Linked DNA regions of Homo sapiens: region 1 is linked to region 2. Evidence: chromatin loops called from intact Hi-C (ENCODE). Cell type or tissue: GM12878. All regions are shown on one strand. Each heading gives the region's core, and the rest is flanking DNA. Links, peaks and the distances in the headings are about the cores only.

The links. Hi-C counts contacts between places; a loop is a spot of excess contacts. Peaks named below come from ENCODE experiments on the same cell type or tissue, not always from the same donor. Only the 100,000 strongest peaks of a DNase experiment are listed, where the experiment ranks them.
Region 1: a loop joins it to region 2, with 2.2 times the contacts of the local background. A loop is called at or near these places in 1 of 110 quality-filtered maps.

The regions. Positions count from the first base shown.
Region 1 is chr3:167,689,952-167,692,877 of GRCh38, forward strand. The region is part of intron 6 of PDCD10 (programmed cell death 10); the gene reads right to left. Among named protein-coding and RNA genes, the nearest start is that of WDR49, 37 kb to the left of the region's middle. RefSeq lists a silencer at 1,586-1,725. In GM12878, for the core only: no CTCF peak of the experiment used is centred there; a DNase peak (open chromatin) is centred at 1,610.
Region 2 is chr3:168,052,131-168,055,056 of GRCh38, forward strand. All of the region lies in intron 1 of GOLIM4 (golgi integral membrane protein 4), which reads right to left. Among named protein-coding and RNA genes, the nearest start is that of GOLIM4, 42 kb to the right of the region's middle. In GM12878, for the core only: a CTCF peak has its summit at 1,179; no DNase peak of the experiment used is centred there; H3K27ac peaks cover 481 bases.

The sequences.
Region 1 (2,926 bases), core at 139-2,638, 360 kb before region 2:
GAAGCTAAATTATATTAGTAACTACCAGAGAGTTTGTTTCCTACGAGAGAAAATACCAGGACAAAAAAACCACTATAGACAATTAACCAGATAAAGAACTGAGAAAAAACTTGAGGGTAAAATAAATATCGCATAACTAATGAATGCGGCTTGGTGCAGATGAATTCTGTGATAAGAGGCAGATAGTATGAGTAGAAGGAGAAGGAACTTAGCAATTTGCACCAACCTAATAGCGCAGCTTTGCGAAACATTACACTGAAAGGCAAAGGCTTCAGATGAAACGTAAACATACATCTTATCAAAAAACTGCAATAGAAAAGTAGAGTTTCTAATCATGCCACCCAAATTTGCATGATACGCATTTATGCAAATGCACTAATGAAAGGGAATCCCTGTGCTTTATGTTGAGTTTGGTTTAGACTGGAAAACTCTGAAAAAATCTATTCTGAACCCTTCATGAAAACTCCTAACTTAAAACAAATAAACCTTGCTGAATTTTAGCCTAAGAATATGCAAATGCAGATTACAAACAGTAAATAAATGCCTGGCTTTTTTATTTTGGTCTGTTAAATCACGAGTCTCCACTAGTTTTCCATTAGTTGAGATGTATTGGACTTCAAAAAAAATACAAATTAATTTTATAACATATTTGCATAGCTCAAATGTACTCAGGCACACACATTCATTGATCAAAAGGCCTTTTGAAATATTTGCTGGATCATTTTTCCTTATCAACTCCATTGAGAAAAGGGAGGAAAATCCTCATTTCACAATGTTATTATAGCATGTACTGTTGAATGTATGCTAGGTTCTGTGCTAGGCACTTCATGTACATCATTTCTTTCAATTCTCACAAGTCATTACCCTCATTTTCAGAGGCACAAACTAAAATGACAGAAGTTAAGCAACTTATATCCAAGGTTACATAGCTAAATGTTGGAACACAGATTCAAATCTAGGTCTGCTAATATATTCAAAATTGCCTGAATATTTATTAGCTGTCAGGATTCTTTTTTACTTGTACTTTGATACAATCTATAGCATCACCTATAGTACTTGGTGTAATATGTATATGACATATGCTTATTGAAAAATGTTGCTAAAATGAATAAAGGGGATAACTACCTTAGATATAAGAAAGTAAAATATTGGAGAAACGCCTGAAGAAGAAATCATTTTCTATTTTAGTGCAATTTTATCCACTAATTTGTCAATTAATAATGGTAAGAACATACATGAAAATGTACCAATATATGACAGTGATACAAATAATTATACTTTAGCCTATCTATGCTATTCATATGTGGTTGAATTTTAGTCTCAGAAATAACATACATATCAACAAACTTGCCAGGGCAAATTATCCCTCCTCAAATGGTTAGGAAGTAAATTTTCATTGCCACCATTACTCTTAATTCAATTGTGCTAAATTAGTACACTCTAGAAAACAGAACTGAAGTATTATTACTCCCTCATAAAGAAAACAACACCCTAAAGAAAGCCTCTGTCAATGACTATAGACAAGACTCTTAAGCTCAATTTCCTTATGACTAAAATGTGCTGCTAATAATGTGGTTTTCAAACCGCAGCTCCCTAGAGTCACAGACGGTTTAGCAGAGATGTCTCAGGGACTCTGTAGGGGGAAAGAGGATGTCAAAGTGACAGGATGAGAGCTCTGGGCCTACATTTCTATGCCAGTTTCAACCACAATACTGTTATCTCTCTCACGTACTGGCATTCTATGTTAAAATATCCTTTTTCACATTTCTTTCAAATGGCAGAAACTCTATTTTTCAATCTCCAGATTACATCAACATTGGAAGTCTGTGATTGGGAAACAGCAGTGAACACCTGGCATTAGATTGCCTGGGTTCAAATCCAGCTCTACCACTTAATAGGTAAGTTCTGTGGCCTTACCTAATTTTCTGTGCCTGCTTCAATTTCCTCACTTGTTACTGGGTTGTTGTGATAAGTAAATAAATGTAAAGTGATTAAAATAGTGCTTAGCATATAATAAGTCCTATATAAATGATTGTTATTAAGATGACATTGATTATATAAACCTACTTCGATGATCTGAAGCAAAATCTGCTGCAAATATTATTTTAAATGTCAAATCTTCATAGAAATGTGTCATGGCTCATCAACAAGTACACGATTATCAAAGCAAATGAAAACTTACCAAATTATTTCAAAACTTTAGAAATAAATAGTCTAAACAACTAAGTTTGGGATCACTGACAATTTATCCTTTTACAGGCCAAACATGTTTACTTTAACTATACAGGGCGAGTATCCCTTAAACAAAATGCTTGAGACCAGAAGTCTTTAGACCTGGGGATGAGGCCCAAGTATAAACATGAAATTCATTTATGTTTCATAAAGTGCATCCATATATGCATACATTTTGTGCATACAACAAAGTTTTGATTGTGTTTTGACTACAACCCATCCATCACATGAGGTCAGACGTGGAATTTTCCACTTATGGTGTCATGTCACGGTGCTCAAAAAGTTTTGGATTTTGGAGCATTTAGAATTTGATATTCAAATTAGGGATGCTCAACTTGTACCAGATTAAAAATAAAACTCCATGAACAGTTGATTATCTTCCTCCTTCACATATTAAAAGTAGAAAAGGAAGCTGGGGCTTTCCCATAGGAAAGGTAAAATACAAAACCCTTAGGCCAGGCGTGTTGGCTCACACCTGTAATCCCAGCACTTTGGGAGGCCAAGGCAGGCGGATCACAAGGTCAAGAGATCGAGACCATCCTGGCTAACACAGTGAAACCCCATCTCTACTAAAAATACAAAAAATTAGCCAGGCATGGTGGCGGGCGCCTGTAGTCCCAGCTACGCTGGAGGCTGAGGAAGGAGAGTGGCATGAACCCGGGAGGCAGAGTTTGCAGTGAGCCGAGATGGCGCC
Region 2 (2,926 bases), core at 180-2,679:
GATAATAATAGATGTATCTCTTTGGCTGAATGTCAGAGTTAAATGAGTTCATATATATCAAGTGCTTAGAATACTGCCTGGCACAGAGTAAACACTATTAAAATGCTTAAATAGCTTAAAAGTGCCAGAGAAAAAAATCAGGCGATCTCCCCTGAGCCCTTCCAACCCTACAGTTAAAGTCTAATAACAAAGTAATCATATGTATGTGTATATGCATATATGTGCATATATATATATATACACATACACACACTCTCTCACACACACACTCTCTCTCACACACACAGATGTATACACACACATATATCTGACTTAAAAAGGCAATGACATTGGTCTCAGTTTTCTTTTACTTAAAAAATTTCTTTAAATAAAAGAAAAAGCAAATAATAATTCCATATGTTATTTAAACCCTTAAGTTTTTGAAAATAAAAACGGAAAGACAGTAGAACAGACCATATAGAATTTCTGTGCTTGTACCTCTTTTAGAAAACTTCACTATTAAGCACATACACACACATACGCACTACCTTTCTTTCTTTTACCATGCATTCTCCAGGCTTTTGAGCTGTGATTTATCTAGCTAGGTTTACTGTTTCACTTAGAATGAGGATAGCTAATCAATCCTTGTCACCTATCTCTATTTTTCTATTTATACTCTGAAGTCAAGGGCATCAGTCAAGATGAACTAATGCTGCTAAAATCTCTGCAACAAAAAGCTATATATTGAATATTCTCATAGCACCAAACAAGTTTAAGGAAAAATAAGTATGAAAATAATGGTTCAATCTCAGCAGTCAAGATCTTTAATGCAGAATAACACTGCAACAGGAATAGGATTTGAATCCAAGAACTCAGGAGAAAAAGATGAAAATCCATAATACTCATCTCATCTCCTGCTTACTTAAAAGGGGTTTAATATTTTCCATGCAACCAGGAATGGAAAGAGGTTCTATTCCCCCCAAAAGCACTCAGGAGTTTAAAAACGTGCCAGCTTCCTACAGCAATTTTCCATTTTAACTCTGACTTCCATTTGAAAGTCACACGAGAAATCAGCTGTATACATTCACTTATGGGCAAAATGCATATCTATGCAATTTCAAGGCAAACTGCTCCAATTCATAATCAGAAAGCAACACTCCAAAATTAGGCAGAAAACACTGCTAAGTGTTTTGACATCTTAAACCAAGAGAGGGCAATGTTTCTTTGGCAGAAGAAATAGCCTGTGAAATTTTGTTTTTGGTCCCGACTATAACATAATGTTTTATTTTTAAAAAACAAACAACAAACAACAGAAGCTTGGTATGAAAGTCACACAATTCAACTTGTGAAAACATTGAGATTTGCAAGTACCTCTATCTTCTTATATATAAAACAAAAATTAAAATGAACAAAGTATGCTTTTGATAATTGTGATTGAAGAATGTTTAAGCTTAATACTAAGAAAGATGACACAAAAAGGAGAATAAATTGAAATTAATATACGTCTCAGACTTCAATACTTTTGAGGGTTTCTTTGGGGCTAATGTCATAGAAATTAAGAGCCTTTATGTGACAGTTTTTGGTTGTAATTCTAAATCACCAGAGGTGGGGTGGAAGCCAGCCACCTGCCCATCCCATTCCTCCATAAAAGAACAAGTTGATGGGTCAACACAAAGTCAACATCATGCATTCTTTCAATTACTTTTCCTTCCTTCTTCCATAATTTTACCTTACAAGAAGTCTAAGACAGAATACTGGAGATCTCCTAGAAAACAACCCCCATAAAAGAAAGAAATAAAAAGAAAAAGGAGGTGGACCACTATTACCATTTTAAGGCTGACACAGGACTCTCCCTCCAGTGCCCAGAAGTAGGGAAGGACATCGCTAGGGCACAGACTTTGGTTCCTCCTCTCGTTTCCTTCAAAAACGTCTCCTCAGAGTTCTGCATCCATCTTCAAAATTTAACTACAACCTCTCACAGATGACTCCCAAACCATGAAACCCAGATTTTACTTCTCACTCAATTCCAGTTTCATTCCTTCAATAAAATTCAATCTTTTGAGTCTGCTTCATAATTTATGGCTGAATTTAATTTTTAATAAGCCCTTTCCCACACATTCAAGGCCCAGGCCTGGGGGGGCAAAACCTCCCAGTGGCTTCTCACCACATCGGGAGTGAAACCCCACAAGGCCCTCACAGGGCCTTACCCCATCGTTCATCCTGCCCGACCCCAGCAGCCTCTCTGTTAGGCTTGAACATGCCAGGCACACTTTCCCCTCAGCCCCTCCTACTGCCTTTCCTTGAGCCTCACTGCTCTTGCTCCAGGTATCTGAGCAACTAGCTCCCTTACTTCCTTCAGATCCTCACTAGAAAGATGCGTTCACACCCAGAACATCCTGTCTAAAATTGCAACTAGCTTTCTGCCCTCAATACTTCGTCTCCTTTCCTACATTATTTTTCTCTTTAGTGCTGATCATCATGCTTTGTTTTTACTTATTAATTAAACATAATTTATTAATTATAAAATAATAATTTTTATTACTGTTATAAATAAGTAAAATAATAATTTTTACTTATTAATTCCCTGTCTATCACAAAAGAACAGAACCTCGATTGAGGGCGAGAATTTCTGAATTACTTTATCTCATTATCGTATCCCTGTGATATGCTTTGGCTGTGTCCCCACCCAAATCTCATCTTGAATTCTCACATGTGGTGGGAGGGACCCAGTGGGAGATAATTTAATCATGGGGCAGGTTTTTCCTGTACTGTTCTCATGAGAGTGAATAAGTCTCATGAGATCTGATGGTTTTAAAAAGGGGAGTTTCCCTGCGCAAATTCTCTTCTTTTGTCTGCTGCCATGTGAGACGTAACTTTCACCTTCCGCCATGATTGTAAGGCCTCCCAAGCCATGTGGAACTGTAAGTCCAATAAACTGCTTTCTTTT